2 separate regions of the Homo sapiens genome follow, and region 2 is linked to region 1. Evidence: chromatin loops called from intact Hi-C (ENCODE). Cell type or tissue: B cell. All regions are shown on one strand.

The links. Peaks named below come from ENCODE experiments on the same cell type or tissue, not always from the same donor. Only the 100,000 strongest peaks of a DNase experiment are listed, where the experiment ranks them.
Region 2: a loop joins it to region 1, with 25 times the contacts of the local background. A loop is called at or near these places in 4 of 110 quality-filtered maps.

What each region holds. Positions count from the first base shown.
Region 1 is chr1:175,477,924-175,485,923 of GRCh38, forward strand. The region is part of intron 2 of TNR (tenascin R); the gene reads right to left. Among named protein-coding and RNA genes, the nearest start is that of TNR, 260 kb to the right of the region's middle. In B cell, CTCF peaks have their summits at 3,400 and 3,599; a DNase peak (open chromatin) is centred at 3,398; H3K27me3 peaks cover 338 bases.
Region 2 is chr1:175,704,458-175,712,457 of GRCh38, forward strand. The region is part of intron 1 of TNR (tenascin R); the gene reads right to left. Among named protein-coding and RNA genes, the nearest start is that of TNR, 35 kb to the right of the region's middle. In B cell, no CTCF peak of the experiment used is centred here; a DNase peak (open chromatin) is centred at 4,524.

The sequences.
Region 1 (8,000 bases):
CTTTGCAAAGTAAGTGCTTAATCTCCAGCTGGCTTCTTTTGCCACCCAACATGCTTCTGGGTGGCTCACTGCCTACACTGTCACTTGCTGGGCGCTCAAAGAATGCAAATTCACTTGGGCAAAGCATAATAGAGAAATTAAATATGCTGCAAATAGAGGGGCACACATTTTATTCTCAACTAAAAATAAACCATTTGGGGTTATGTGTAATTGCTCTCTTGGATTTTTCACTCCATTGGCATTTCTCTTTAGAGTGGATAATTAGAAACTCCCAGTTTAATTTCTATACACAGTCCTACACAGTTTTCAAGTGAGAAAACTTGCACCAACTTTCAATATGTGTGCATATATTGTCCACATGGAGCAACATTAGTATGGGAGGAAGAGAAGAAGGAAGAGGAATGGAGCAGGCAGGACTTGGATGAATTTAGAAAGAAAGCAGAGTGCAATCGAGGGCAGAAATGCAGTGCAAGCCAGACACTGATTCATGGTCTGACCTTGGACAAAATTACCCCAGCTCTCTGTGCATCCACTTCTCTGTCTGATTATGTGCTTTGTAAACATTCAATCACCTTTGAGGTGTGGTTCAAGAGATAGGGCAGAGGCTACCCTGGGGATCATTTCTGTGTCTGTGAATGAATTCTATCCAGCCCAGCCTCCTCTGGGGACACCTAGCCTCCCTACATTAAAAAAAAAAAATCCACTAGCTGCACTTTCCTTCAGACAGCCTCCAGGGCGATGCTGTACGAAAGGAGGGACAATCCATGCCTGGCTCAGTTTCCTGCCACTGAGGAAAAGGAGATCAGGGGACCTTGTTTATATAAAAAGATAATGTGGCTGCCTCCCTGTGGTAAGACCTGCTCTTGTTTTTTCCAGAAATTGTGCTTAAGCTGTCAGCATTCTCTTATTAAATTCTACTTATGATCACTGGCAATTAGGCCAGTGGGGCTCATACTATACAAATGCAGACATTAAAAGGAAATAGGACTTTAGACTATGGTTACAGGCTAGTAAATCCTGGGGCATATGGGTTACATTAGTCTGTGTACTCTTACCATTTACCTTTTCAAAGCCCTTTAAATATATTACCTTATTTCATCTTTACAATAGGTGCTTGACACTATTACCTCCATTTGACAGGTAGAAAAAATTAAGGTTTAGAAGAGTTCAAAAAATTCCTCAAGATTACACACAAGGTAGTGCTGGGATTCAAACCATGGGAAATTTGTTCTCAATCTCTGGCAAGATTTCACCCCATGTTGACTCTCTGGCTCCCTAAATGGTTGCCCAATTGCCCCCTCCTTTGAGATGGGAAAGACACTCTCTCCACTGATGGTCTAACTCTGGTTTCCTTGAGCAATTTGGGACAACTATTTTTCTAGCATTGGGTTAGAATACATTCAGAGGGCCCTCCCAGGGGTTCCCTGACAAGTTTCCCCCCACCAACAATGCGGTATTCCCAGGGAGAGCCTGACTTGCTTCAGTCTCTTCCATCTTCAGATGATTAGGCTGCTCATGTGTGGACTCTCCAAGTGGGTGGGGTAGACTTCACCTTGTTCTCCTCCCTAGGGATTTTAATCCTGGTGACCTATCACCTCAAACTCAGCTCCCTAAATTCTCAAGTTTTCCATGAGCCCCATCAGCAATTTTTGTGCCTAGGTCTCCTGGCTGAACGTGGCAGCCAGAGTTCTGAGGTTTATATTCAGATCGGCCCCACGTACTGCCTTGACGTCAAGCTAAAATAACAGCACTGCTTGGCTACTCACTGATTACTCACTCACAGAGGCAACTGAATCCTCAATCTGATATGTGGGCTTCTGAAGATCTTATCATGTCCCTCTGATATGCTTTGTGGCTAGTAGGTTCCTTCGAAAAACCTCCCAGCTGCTGTGGGTAGCCGCATTTTCCAGTTACTTCTGAGCCAAGCTAATGAGGCATGCTAATTTTGGAAAATGCATAACCATCCACTAATCTACCTCAAATCTCCAGGAATAGAATTCTGGAGAGATTCTAGATAAATACTAAGAAGTAGCTCCTGTCTTCATGTTCCTCAGAAGGTGCAAGGTCAGGTGGTGATACCAGCCAAGTAGGAGAAGGAGCAGAGGGAGGAGAGGCAGGAATGACCACAGGGACTTGTCTGCCCATGTACACTAATGAGGCCTTCCTCCCAGACTCAGAACTGACGGTGACCTAAGGACTCCTCCTACATGTCTCTGGACTGATCCTTGGCTCCATTCTCCAGCTGCATAGTCAGGAGCTTGGATGTGCCCTGAATCCTGTGCTCACTGCAGGACAGCTGCATAAAGTTGAGAAGGCAGCACCAACAAGTGGCTCAGGGAATGTGATGAGCAGAGGGAGGGCTGGACATAGTAAAAAAAAAATGAGGAAGAAAGAAAGAGAGAGAGAGAGAAGGAAGGAAGGAAGGAGAGAGAAAGAAAGAGGGAGAGAGAAAAAAGGAAAGAGAAGAAAGAAAGAAAGAAAAAAGAAAGAAAGAAAAAAGAAAGAAAGAAAGAAAGAAAGAGAAAGAAAGAAAGAAAAGAAAAAAAGAAAAGAAAAGAAAAAGAGGTAGAGGTCGAGTTTGCCCTGCTGTTTCCACAGTCTCATTTATAGCCTATTCCTTCTCTCTGGTCATAATGACTTGACTCATGTTTACTGACTGCTAACATTATGCCCAGCGTCGTGCTAAGTATTTTACATGACATTCATGGCTCAGTTCCCACACGCTATGTGAGGATTTTAGAGGAAAGTTTACAGACGTTAAGAGGCTCACCTGAAATCGGATGCTAGTAAATGAGAGAGGCCAGATTTGAATTCAGAACATATCCTCCAAAGCCACTATTCATACTGCCTTTTTTTCTGACCTCCCTCTTTTCTCCAAGTGCCTAATGGCTTAAATTCCCCCCTGCCTTTTTTAGCTCTTTGAGTCTCATTGTACTACCTCATGTTAGAAGCATATCCTAGATCACTTCTTATCCCTTTTATTAATTAAAACTTACATGGTTCTGTATTTATTCACCCAAAGGTTGCCTTTTTCTGACAGAATAAACTAATTCCTACTAAAGTGTTAATGACTACCAAGGAGTAATCTGTAACTTTGAACTGAAAACCTTCTGCGTTGTCACTGTGGATTAGCATGCTTTAAGACCAAGGAGACATAAATTTGTACATTTCAGGCATTGTCTGGACCAGCGAGAGAGAAAATGTGGGGTTAGGGAAAGGTGATTGGGGCATTCATCCTTGCACCCTGTGAATAGCCTTATCTTATAGTAAATGCTCAATAAATGTTTGCTGAAAAATTACTGATTGATGAATGAGTGAACAAATGAATGAATGAATGTGAATTATCTAGACGAGATTTAAGTATGTGGTAATACTATGTCTGGTCGGTAGAGGCCACTGTTAACATTTTCCAACATCTGTACCTGAAAGGAGAGCCTGGGGTATGGGAAATTCTCAGTCATCCTAAAAGTTGATTTTGGGCGTAAGATTCTGAGATGAGTTCCAGTGTGCTCCCTTCCATCAGTAAGACCCTCGTTGGAGGAATTTTCTGGTACAGACAAGGGATTATCCCCTCTGCTGCTTGGAGAGGACAGGACACTTTCCCAGCCCGTGGATGGCCAATGCAGCTGAGGTGTCCACAACACAGTAGAATGAGACACAGCCTCGGCAGAATAATCAGAGCAGAAACCTGATCAGACTACATGCTTGTGGCTGACTTGGAAAAGAAGGTGGTGGGTGGGCCCATGGAGGGATTGACCATTGGCTAAATGTTGGGTTTTGCTTTTTTGTGTGCCTTTCTGATGGTAGCACTACTAGAAGACAGTATTCCAGGTCATCCTCAAGGTCCAGCCTTACTCTGGTATCCTGAATAGGAACTTGGGAATCTAGATTGACGCAGAACTTTTCTCTAAGAACAAGCACACACGTCTGCCCAGAAAGCACTGTCCTGCTGCCTCCTGCTGGAAGTTGGGAACCATATCTGTTCTGGTTGTCATTCCTCTGTACCAGACCCAACTGAATAGTGTCTAAGGGTTGCCTCTTCTGTGAAGCCCACCTGATGCACTCAGCCTCCACAACCACACCCTGCCTCGTGTTGTCACACTACACACCAACCGTGAGGGGTCAGTTAATTGTCATGTTCTGGAAATGTAAGCTGTGAGTTCAAGAGCAGACACAGTTTTCTTTTATCTTTAGGTATTAGCAACTGGCACAAGAACAAGCACAGAGTCCTTGATAAATGTTTGTTGAATGAAAGAACGAGTGAATGAAGTCCACTAGGCTGCACTGTGGTGATCCAAATCAGCTTCCAAGATGACCGCATTAATCAGACCTATTTAACTGTCATATTATTTATGTCACATGGATACAGGAAAGTGAAAAAAATGAAAACAGCTCTTCCCAGACTTTGCCTTTGTGGCCTGGCTAGGAGACCGGAAGGGATAAAACTTTTCTTGCTGAACATAATGAACCAGAGTTAATTTTATCCATGTTAGTTTTGGGCTCTTGCACACACAACAGGAGACCCTTAATGGCCATCCAAGTTGTATCTTATTAAATTTAAAAAGATAAAATGAATCGCAGGAACCATAAGCTCATATGCTACCACAGGCCAAAGAGGAACATGCTGATTAAAGTTTACTCAGCAAAGAACAGTAACATTCTGTATCCCAGGCATATGAAAACAAATGTACACTGAGAAGACGCCCTAAGAAGGTGAACATCCAGCCTGGCACTTCATAATTATCAATTGAGTATATTAATATGAATGAATTAACTGGCTAGAAACAATCCAATAAATTAAGGCATTAAGACCCCTCTACTCCCTTTGTGATTGATTACAGGAGCCAAACTCACTCAAATTTCTCTAAGTTTCTATAAAATGTGAGGCTTGTACTAAGAGAGCAGAAATTCAAGCCTGTCACCCTCCCTGGGCTTTGTCTGTGCACTAGCACAATCAGGAGTGGTACCAAGACCTCACCCAATGGAAACCTCACCTGGTGGGCGCTCCTGGGGAAGTCTGCCATTCCATTTTGCAGATCAAAGTGTGTCTTGTATGAAATGGGAAGAGGGGTTGAGCAATTCCTCCAAACTGAATTAGGGATTGCCTGCAACTCAACTCACTGGGGACTCATTTCAAGTCAGCTCCCTAAACATTTGTAAAACACTTTGTGTAAGCAAGGAGCTGTGCCAGGCGCCAGTGGTAAACAGATGAATGAACAGGCTCCAGTCCATGCCTTCAAAGGCCCTGTAGCCTACCGGGAAAGACAGTCTAGTCAAGAGATGGTTAAGACATCAGGTGTGGTAACTGCTATGAGAGAGGTGCAGTGAGGGCCTAGGGAAAGGGATGCCTGACCTGCCTGGGCTCAGCAAGAGAGGTTAGTGGAGGAAAGGTTTTCAGGAGCAGAAGGAGAGGACATGGAATCTGGAATGAATCTTAGGGTGAGTTCAAAGTGTATATCAAAGGCACTGTAAGAGCAGGTGGGGCAGGGACAGGAAACATGTCCCAGCAAGGGCTCCTTACCTGTAAAAGAATGGAGGCCTCTTCACAGACCTGCAAGCACTTCAGTATGGCTGGAACATGATGGAAAGACAGGAGAGTGAGTAAGAAAATGGGCACTGTGTAAATACAAGCCAGAAGGAAAAGGGCCTGGATGTTAGGAGTTTGCAATTGATCCTGAAGAGGAGAGAGAGACACTGAGCGATTCCATGACAGATGGGAAACGAGGCTGCTATTGGATTTGATCCTTCATATGCAGGTTAGAGATGAGTTATCAGGATGTCGGGCCTTGAAGGGCTCAAAACCAAACCCCAAGGGAGCCAGATGGTGGGGGCTGGGAACTACACGTTTGAGTTGCAGTCCAGGCTCTGTGGCTGAGCATCTCTGAGGCTAGAGGGCTCTTGGAGGCTAGCCTTTTGGTTTGTGTTTCACTCTGCCAGGTGCACTGTCACCTACCCCTCTTGCTGCCCATGCCACACACACACATGACTGTCTTGGGACTCTTCTGCAAGATTTCCATGGTTCCAGCACTACCCTAACCCTCACATCGTGGTGCTGGCCAGTTCACTTGTCCATATGCCCCCGCTGCACTGTGAGCTCCTTGTGGACAAGAACGTTGTTTGCCTTATTCAACACTGTGTCCCTGGTGCCTAGCACTGTGCAGTGCACACAGAAGGTGCACAATAAATAATTGTTCAATTGTATGAATGGAAGTCAGATGGATAAAAGGTCACTTAACCTCTCATGCCTTTATTTACTTACTGGGAAAATGAAAACCATCTCTATGCTAATTTTCAATAATGAAACTCTCCATTCCAACCATCCGCAATTCCTAAATGTGTTACTTTTCCTCTCTCCCACCCCACATATTTTTTTATCCTCTTCCTCCTTTTCTGTCTACACTCCCACTCTTCCTCTTTCCCTTTCTGTGATTCTTGCTGTGTTTCTGCTGGTCATGTATTATGTTCCAGTTCTTCACTTTACCTTGGCTTTCTTATTTACTAAATTTCCTTCCCTTACCTTTCCACTCTTTCCTTTTGCAGTCCACTCTTTCCTTTTGCAGTCCACCCTCCCCTGGCCTGTGTCTTGTTTCCTGCCTCTCCTAGTCTTTCTCTCTCTCTCTCTCTCTGAGTCTTCTCTGTTTCTTTACATTTATTCCTCCTTCCCTTCCTCAATTGTTTTTGTTCTCATGAAATTTCTACTAACCTAATTTCATGTTTGGCTTTTTGCTCCTGGCGTTTGGTTCTAACTGACCTCCAGACTCTTTTCTCTATTTATTCTGAACAGAACAAATTGGTGACGATAATGGTACTGATGCTATTTCAGCAAAGAAAGGAATAAAGATGCAGAGATGTCTTTGAGGGGACTGGCAGGTCAGCTGTGGATGGAAGAAGGAACACCACTTAGTTCATCACTGAGAATAACCTGTCCTTCGATAGAGCTTCAGAGAGTTTGTGAGCATATGATGAGCATCTAGAACTGTTCCTTCCAGAAAATAACGTATCAGAAGGCAGAAAAATAATTATGTTTCCCTCAATGATCCCAGCAAAGAAGTTTGCTCTCCTAAAGGACCTCAAGGCACTCATAAAACTAAGAAAACTGAGTTAAGTGCTTTTTATTAAACCATTAAGAGATTTTATTCAGCTAAGACAAATGTCTTCACTGAAGGATACAGAGTTTGATAGTATAGAAAATACCCAGATGAAAATGTGTCTGAATAAATTAGACTGATGCATTTGGCATTTCAGTCTCCAAGTGTCTGATTCCCTTCAGCCCCAGTCTGCTGGCCAACCAAAAAATCTCTGATGGTGGATTCACTGAGTCCACCATTAGGCATAAGGGAGCAGGCACAAGAGAGCTTGACAGCACTGGAAGTTTCCCCCAAACTGTAAACAGCTTTGAGGACAAAGACGTAAGTAGCAAAGAATGCATTTTCTTTCTTTGATAGCCATTGGCTCCCAGATCTCCCTGACTTTATCCCTTTCAGAGACCAAGCAATAGACCAAGGAGCACACAGGACATTGGCAAGGAGAAAGGGTTTGGGGTGGGGTGGGCACAGTCAGAGATAGGAGAACTTACATCCAATTTCAGGGTCCTCAAATTTCTGGTCTGCCCCTAAATACGTAGAAGGTGTGGACTTAGAGGAGATAAATTTAAAGGCAGATGAATTTAAAGACACTCACTCCCAGCTTTTCCTGCCACACATGCTGGATCCTTTATCATCCTAGAAAAGATTCTTCTGGGGATATCACAGCTCTCCCCCCACTTTTCAAGACAGAAAAGGAACTGGCCATGGGAATCTTGTGTGCCAAGGGATTTAGTATAATGTTTATTTATATAGAATAAAATTGAGCCAGGCACGGCGAGCTTGCAATGGCTCAGACTAAATAATAGTAATAGCTAACATTTATTGGGTATTTACCATGTGTCAGGCACCATGCCAAGCATTTTACATATAATTTTTTATTTTGTTCTCACAACAGTTCATGAGGAACGTATTGTC
Region 2 (8,000 bases), 230 kb after region 1:
AAAAAGAAGGGAAACAAAATTAGGTAGATATTCTGTGTGAAGTCAAGCAGTACCCCATTGCTGGAAGTCGGCCCTGATCTGCCAGGAGAGAAGGTAATTCCCCCACCTCCTCCTTCCCCCTTTCTCCAGTCAACAGCCCTCCAGAGATGCTTTCCCCAATGGGGAGGAGCAGGGGAGGTGATGCAGAAGGAGAAGAAAGGGTCATAAAAAGTAGAATCTCCTAATGGCTTGTATTTTTGCTGCAGCAGCTCCTCCTTCAAAGAGCTGCCATGCACCTGGAGGGAGCTTGATTTCCTTCTGAGAATATGCCTTTCAAGTAGATTAAAAACTATTTTCATGAGTTGCGGCTGTTTACATGCAAACCTGTCATTCAGATGATGTGTGCCTTCACAGACGCCCACAGAGGCTTATCAACGGCTCCCTTCTTTTTCGGGATAATTTCCTTTAAGTTCCTATGCAGTGTGTCTGGGCAGGGGAGGGAAGTGAGGGGACGGGGGATGTTTTGTTTCCTCAGCAAGGTGAAAACAGAGATGCAAAGAAGATAATGGAGGTGGGGCCAGAGCAAGAGTCCAGAGTCTCCTTCAGCTGGGCTAAGGGCAGGAAGGTCTCAAACGTGAGCGCCTGGTGTGAGCTCTCCTTGACACAGGCAAGTCTCACCCTTGCCTGCAGATATGACAACTTCCCATAGCACCTGGTTCCTGCCTCCCATTCTTCAGTATTGAGGCCATGGTCTCAGAGATAGAAAGACTTTTTCTAGAAAAGAGCAGGCTGACTTCAGGAAATTGAAGGAGGTATAATAAAGCCTTGAACTCAGCCACTGTAAACCCCAAATTCTAGAATAAATTTTAAAATGTATGCTGAATTGAATTTTAGTTTTTTTCTTTTGTCAAAAATTAAAAAGGAAGAAAGACATTAAAAAGCCACTGTGATCTAGAAGCCACATTGTTTTCTAAGGCTTATGAAATTAAATGTAAGTGTTCTCTACATTGAAGATTGATCTAAATTCTAGAAAGATAAAGATATGGTTTATGAGCCTTTGGAAAGAAAAAGTTGGTGCATTCAAAGCAGCATAAGACAAAAATAGATGCCAAACCAATGGTGTGTATGTGTGATGTGTGTACCTATGTATGTGTGTATGTGTGTGTGTGCGTGCGTGTGTGTGTATTTGGCTGAAGTAGTTATACTGGTCTTAGGTAAATGCCATATTATAAAATGTCCATACCAGATGCCATGGATCCCATGTGTCTTGATTTCAGCAAGACTTTTAAAATAATGTCTCCTGAACAAAATGGAAAAGCATGGTCAGGATATTAACAAATATAAGCCGACAACAACATTGCCCCAAGATTATAACTTTTATAAATCTAGGTTTCTTCATGTATATAACAAAAAAGTTGAATTAGATATCCACTAAGTTCTTTTCCACTTCTTCAGCCTGTGATTGTATTACTTCAAGGAAGTTCTCAAAAGATATTTCCCAAGATTTTTCAAGGCCCAGTCCTGACTTGTGTAAAAATGTAGGAGATGTGCTTACACAGCCAGAGAAGACAACAAGGGGAAGTCCACTTATGGCCTAGGGGATAGAGTCAGCATTCAAAGTTACCCACTCTACCCCCGCCAACCCCCCACCAAAATCAATAACACCATAGTTTGACATCAATGAGATAAAATGTAACAGAATAAAGTTTTGATTTAAAAAACTCATTCCATAAAGTCCACGTATCAGAGATCTATCTTGATAGTGGTTCGGATAAAGAAGTCACAGGGATTTAATTAACTTTAAATTAAGCACCAAATATCAGAATGCTATGTGTCAAGCCTGGGTGCAAAGGAGGACTTGGTACAGGCTAGGCTGTATTAATAAAACTTAGGGTCCAAATCAAACAGCATCATTACCCCCACTCCATATTCTACCCTGAATTTGGAGTATTGGGCACCACCCATTGAGAAGGACATTAACAAGCCAGAAAGTATCCAGAGAAGAGGAAAAGATGACAGGAAGGCATCTTAAAGGTGTGTGGTAAGGACCAAGGTCTCATCTGGCCACGTCCACCCACTGGTCTCCTTGCTGTCACCCTTTCCACCCAGCTGAGCTCTTTCCCAGCATCTGTTCAGCATGGATGCCAGTTCTTGCTTGAAAAAACAGGATAGAAACATACCATCTCCCGAGGGAACCACCTTCTGATGGGCCTATTGCAGATTTCTTCCTTACCCTGAATGGAAATCTCATTCCCTATGACCCTTCCATTCACTGGCCCAGATTCTAACACTCTGGGCCCGTGCAGGTAAAATCTAATTCCCCTTCTACATAAACAGCCCTTCAAATAAGCCAAGAGGAGAGATAGTCACCACCTCCTTACCCCCAAAAAAACCCTTCCAAGTAAAACTGGTCTGTTTTGAAAGGTGAATCCGCAAGAAGTTGTAGCTTTCTGTCCTCCATGTGTCCTGGAGGTCCTGGAGATAAGGCCTGACTGGGATTCTTACCCCCTTGCACAGGTCAGAAGCAACCATGAGTGGTGAGAAGCTTACGGTGATATGACCTCATTGGTATTGCATCTGGCCTGTCATCCAGGGCCTACAGTCTTAGAAATTGGAGTGATGACTCCTAAATGTGACTTTTCTGATACATTAGGGTATTTCTAGTTTACACAAAATTCTCAAAACACTATTTTATCTCACATTAATTTCAAAAATAGACATATGCCCTAGAGCACTTTAAAAGCACTATCAAAATTCCAGGTCTCAATTCCAAACAAGCAGAAATCATTGGCTCATTTTGCCATTTTTCTAGTCTAAAATACCTTAATAATCTTACATTTTCTTAATATACTCTGAATGTTATGTGGATTCCTATTCTATATCTGACAGCCATTTATATATTTTTAAATTCTGCTGCTGGTATTACTACAAACTTCCATTTTTCTGATATTTATTTGAGTGCCTGTTTTGTGCATGATACCTTGAAATACATGACAAACAAAAACAAAATCAAAAATCCATAGTAAATTTGTTCAGACCGTGGTATGAAATGAAATCCCAAATTTATAAAGAAACACTGAGCTACAAACTGTCCAAAAGGTAGTTTGGCTGATCTGCCTTTAGAGGGTACAGAATTGGAACTCATCCTCCACCAACCCCATTTTTTCACAGGCCTAAAAAAGACCAGGAAGTGCTGCTGGGGTGTCCTCACTGATATTTTATAGCCTCTTTTTAAAACCCAACTTGTTCAAAGTAAATAAAATGTTGCTTGTGTAAGTAATTAATCAGAAATTATTCGGAAGGTTTATTATGAGGCCAATAGTAGGCAATCTCCTGAGGCACTCAGCAAACTCTCTCTCTCAGTAAATAATTATTTAAGTTAAAATTATTTACTAAATTAAGTCGTTCCTTTTGTGATATCTCTGAGACTTCAAGTAATTGCCTAGGTTTGCTTTAGTTTGGTGTTTTATAAAGAAAAAACAGGGCTACATAATGAATTAACTGTGCAATTAACTATAAATTTAGCACTTCAGAAACACATTTTAATGACTAGGAACAGGTACAAAGAGCCATGTGTGTGTTTGTGTGTGTGTGTGTGTGTGTGTGTGTGTGTGTGTGTGTGTATTTAAACCTAGGTGTAATTTTCCATCTTAATGCAGCAAGGCTGGGAAAATGTTAGCACAGCATAACTTATTACTTGCCATTTACAGAGAGTCAGTAACATAGAAAGCCCAATTTAGGCAGAGCCATAGCCACAGGCCTCTGCCCTGGGCTCATGGTGAGAACTGCTTTGGCCTTGAGGCAGGGCCACCTCCTTCCTTTCTCTGTTGAGCTCCCACCAAAAGGACAGGCTCTCCAGGAGAAGCCTTCCCTGAACCCTCCTGGGGTTTGGAGAATAATGATCTGATGCCTAGAGCTTCCTCCCTTTCTCCAAACCAAGACTCTTCCTTGTTATAATTATGAAGAGAGAAATGATGAAAAGTAGGGTCTGGGTTAATGAAAGCCTGAATTCATCTCATCAAACGTCTGTACCATGCAAGAGTATATCCTCGCACTTTATGATTTTCCACACACTTTTGGGTTTATAGTTTTGTAACGGGAAGGAAGCATCCACCATGTGCCAAGCACTTGGCTTCCTTCCACAATGCATGGAAGGATCGTGGAAATAAAAGGATGTGCCTCTGTGCGTGGAGACAGACATCTACCTCCTGACCAGTCGTCAAGACTGGCCACTGCGATGCTGACAGACAAATGAACCATGGACTTGGTGGTGAGATGATACAGGGAACACACTTCGGGCCTTAAGAAGGAAATCTTACAGCCACCAACCAACCATTTCAGACAAATGGAGTCTGAGTCCATTTTGGAAGAACTTTACAGGAGGAAATTCTACTTGCATTTTCAATTGTTCAAGTTACTTACAGCTAATCAATCTGTGATATCGTCAAGCACTATGAGCCAGCTCTGGAGGGGAAAAGGAGCTTACAGTCTCATAGAGACATGAGATATAAACAAATATCTCATTATGCACACAAGCACCCCCACGTGGCGAGCATGTTATATCATGTAATCCTCACGACAGCTCCATGATATTGGTGTGGTGAGTGTCGCCTCACTGGGGGAAGATGAAGGCCTTTCCATGAGATGACCTCTGCCTACACAGATGGATCTTTGCTGTTGCCTTCTATTTGTTCAGTGCTCCCCAATGAAGGTGATATACAGGGCCTCCTCCACTTCTCCATCTCTTGCTTCCTGTGGAGGGATGCCAAAAGGACTCACAATGTGTGGAATGTGACGATATGCCTTGTGTGTAGCTTCTTTGTAATACAGCCAAAATTGGGCTTCCTCCCTTGCTTTCACACACACACACATACACACACACACACACACACACACACACACACACGCACTTCCAACAAGGAGAAATCAGGAATTTATTCAAAATGCTGTCTAGGGCACATTCTCTACCTTTGCTTCAAACATAAGACCAAAGTTCAAATGAGCTCCCCAAATCCCCCATTTATTAATTAGGTTTCTGTAGTTAGTTGCTTTGGTACAATTGCTAAAGGCAGGGAAGTAAAACACATGTGTTGTAAAAAGAAATCATTTTGCCAACAAGAGTTAAAACAGAAAAGTTTGGATCTTCACCCTATGCAGACACATTAGTTAGCCAGAATGCTCATTCCCCTAACAGGCCAAACAATTAAGGCCTCACATGCTCAGTGACATCTCTTTTTGCTCCTAGACATCGTGTTGTGGTACACAAACTTGCTTTCTGTTCCCATGCCAACTCCAAAGCCTTTTGCTCAGCCCTTCTTGGCCTCTTCGCAGCATTTGATCCTACTGAGCACCCTACTGCTTCATTCAACAACATCCCTAGTACCTCCCATATGCCAGGCACTCTGCTTGGTGTTCAGACATGATCTCCATCCTCAAAGAGCTCAAGGACTATCAGGTGAGGCCAACATTGCTGAAACTCACTCTAATGCAAAGTGAGGATGAGACAGATGTGGGTCAAGATTACAGTGGCAAGGCTTCGAAGCCACGTTAGGGATTTGGTAGATTATTCTAAGAACAATGAGATACTATTGATGGGTTTTCATAGGAAAAAGTATGATTCGACTTGCATTATTCGAGGGTCACTTAGGTTATGTTAAAATAAGTAAATAAAACACCATTAGAGTGAATGGATTGGAGCATGACAAGAGGAGCCCCTGGAAGATCACTCAGGGAGCTACTGACATTGTCTAGGAAAGAGAGGATGGCTGCCAGGCCTAGAGTGATGGCAAAGGAGAGAGAAAGTCATGGAGGACATGGGGAGTGCGTAGACATGGGAAGGGAGGGACCTGAGATGGTTTCCTAGCTCCTGGCTGGACAGTGAAGCCTTCCCTGAGCTGTGGGCATGGAGCAGGCTGTAAAGGGTGGGGATGTTGATTTCTGTCCTGCTTATGTTGGGCATGAGGTCCCTGTGAGGTCTCCCAGGGGAGCTTCTAAAAAGCGTCTATAGCTCAGTGACCTGCACTGGAGTGACATATTTGGGAGTTCTGGCCCTACGGTTGATAGCTGAAGCCATGGGAATGGCTGAGATCACCTTGGGAGAGAGTGCAGAGTGCCAAGTGAAGAGGCCCTCAGTACAGAGCCCTCCAGACAGCCCTCTTAAGTCCCACCAGTTACCCAGCCCTATCAACAATTATTCCCTTAGCAGTTTCCTCAATCTGTCCCCCTTTCCTTCCCACTTCCACTCTCCAAGCTTAGGCCCTAACCACTTTTTTAAAATGACTGCAACAGTCTGGTCTCAGGAGTCTCACTCACTCCCTTCTATTTACCTTTCTCATCATTGCCAAACTAATTTTCCTAATGCTTGGCTCCTGTCATGTTGTTTTTCTCCTTCAAAACCTTCACAGTCTTCTCATTTCCTGCACAATAAAGCATAATTAGTTCACCCGGATGCAGAGCCTTCCATACGATGGGCTAGCTGACACAGGCGTGCCTTTGCTGCTGTCCTCTACCTGTTCTGTGCTCCCCATCAAAGGTGATATACGGCACCTCCTCCACTTCTACACCTCTTACCTGCTAAGGAGGAATGCTGAAAGGACTCATGATGTGTGAAATAAGAGGATGTGCCTCTGTATGGGGAGACAAACATCTACCTTCTGACATTGGTTTCTCCCTAGTCTTTAAAACAGGCAATACACACAAGAAATAAGTAGACTATATACTATGCCAGAGGGTGATTAGTGCTGTGTAGAAAGACAGAGCCAAGTAGGAGACTGGGAGTGCTGGGGGTGTGATTTGCTGTAAGTTCACCAGGGCAGGCTTCACCATGAAGGTGCCATTTGAGCAAGACTTGGGGAGATGAGGGCTGAAGCATCTCACCCTGGGGGAAAGAGTGTTTCTGGCAGAGGGACACCAAGTGCAAAGCCCTAGGCAGGAGCATGCCTGCCACATTCAAGGAACAGGAAGGAGGCCAGTGTGGCAGGAGTGGAGTGAGAGAGGGTGCAGGCAATGGGAGATGATAAGAGGCGTAATAGCAGGAAGGAGTCAGATGGAGCAGCACCCGGATTGCCCCAGTGGAAGATTCGGGGCAGGGGAGTGATTTAACTTCTGCCATAAAAGCAGCCCTCTGGCTGCTGCAGGAGAATAAGCCACAAAGGGTGAGGGCAGGAGCGAGGGACTGGGGAGAAGGCTAGTGCAGTAGCCCAGGCAGAGGACTGTGGCCGGGCCCAGGACAACAGAAGCACTGAGAGAGGTGGTGGGAGGGGCTGAATTCTGAATAGATCTCACAGACGTGGAAACAGGACTTAAAGATGGAACGAATGGGGATCCATGAGAGAGTGAGAGCAGTCGAGGTTTTTGGTATGAGCTCCTGGGAGGAAGGGATTGTTATCTGAGTTGGGAAATTGTCATTTGAGTTGTGGGCAGGGCATGTTTGGGGGATAGAATATAAGTTCAGTTTTGAACTTGCTAAATGTGTGATGTACATTAGACATTCAGGTGAAAATGCTGTGTGGCCAGTTATGTACATGAATCTGCAGTTCAGGAGAAAGATCGGTGCTGCAGATAGAAATTTGGGTTCAGATGATAAAGACTTTCCTCTATAATAACAATAATAAAAACTACTCTCCCCTCTTCTCATCACTGCCATCATCTCTACCCCACTATTGATAACTGCTATGTGCCAGGCACTGTGCTAATTATTTTACTCATATTACCTCATTTGCTTCTCATAACAACCCCATGAAGCAGCTACCAGAATTCTCATTTTCACAGATGAGGCATCTTAGGCTTTGAGAACTTGCGTATCTTGCCCAAGCTCACACAGCTGGAAAGAACTTCATGCTCATGCAGTGAAGAGCCATTAAAAAAATTGAGAATAACACCATCAAATGTTCACTTTAGATGAATTGCTCTGAGGATAGCATAGCAGCTAGAATAGGATGGTTTGAGACCAGTGAGGAGACCACTGCAATAACTCAAGAGTCCAAGCAAGAGGTGACATAAGACGAACTCAGGCTGTGGCT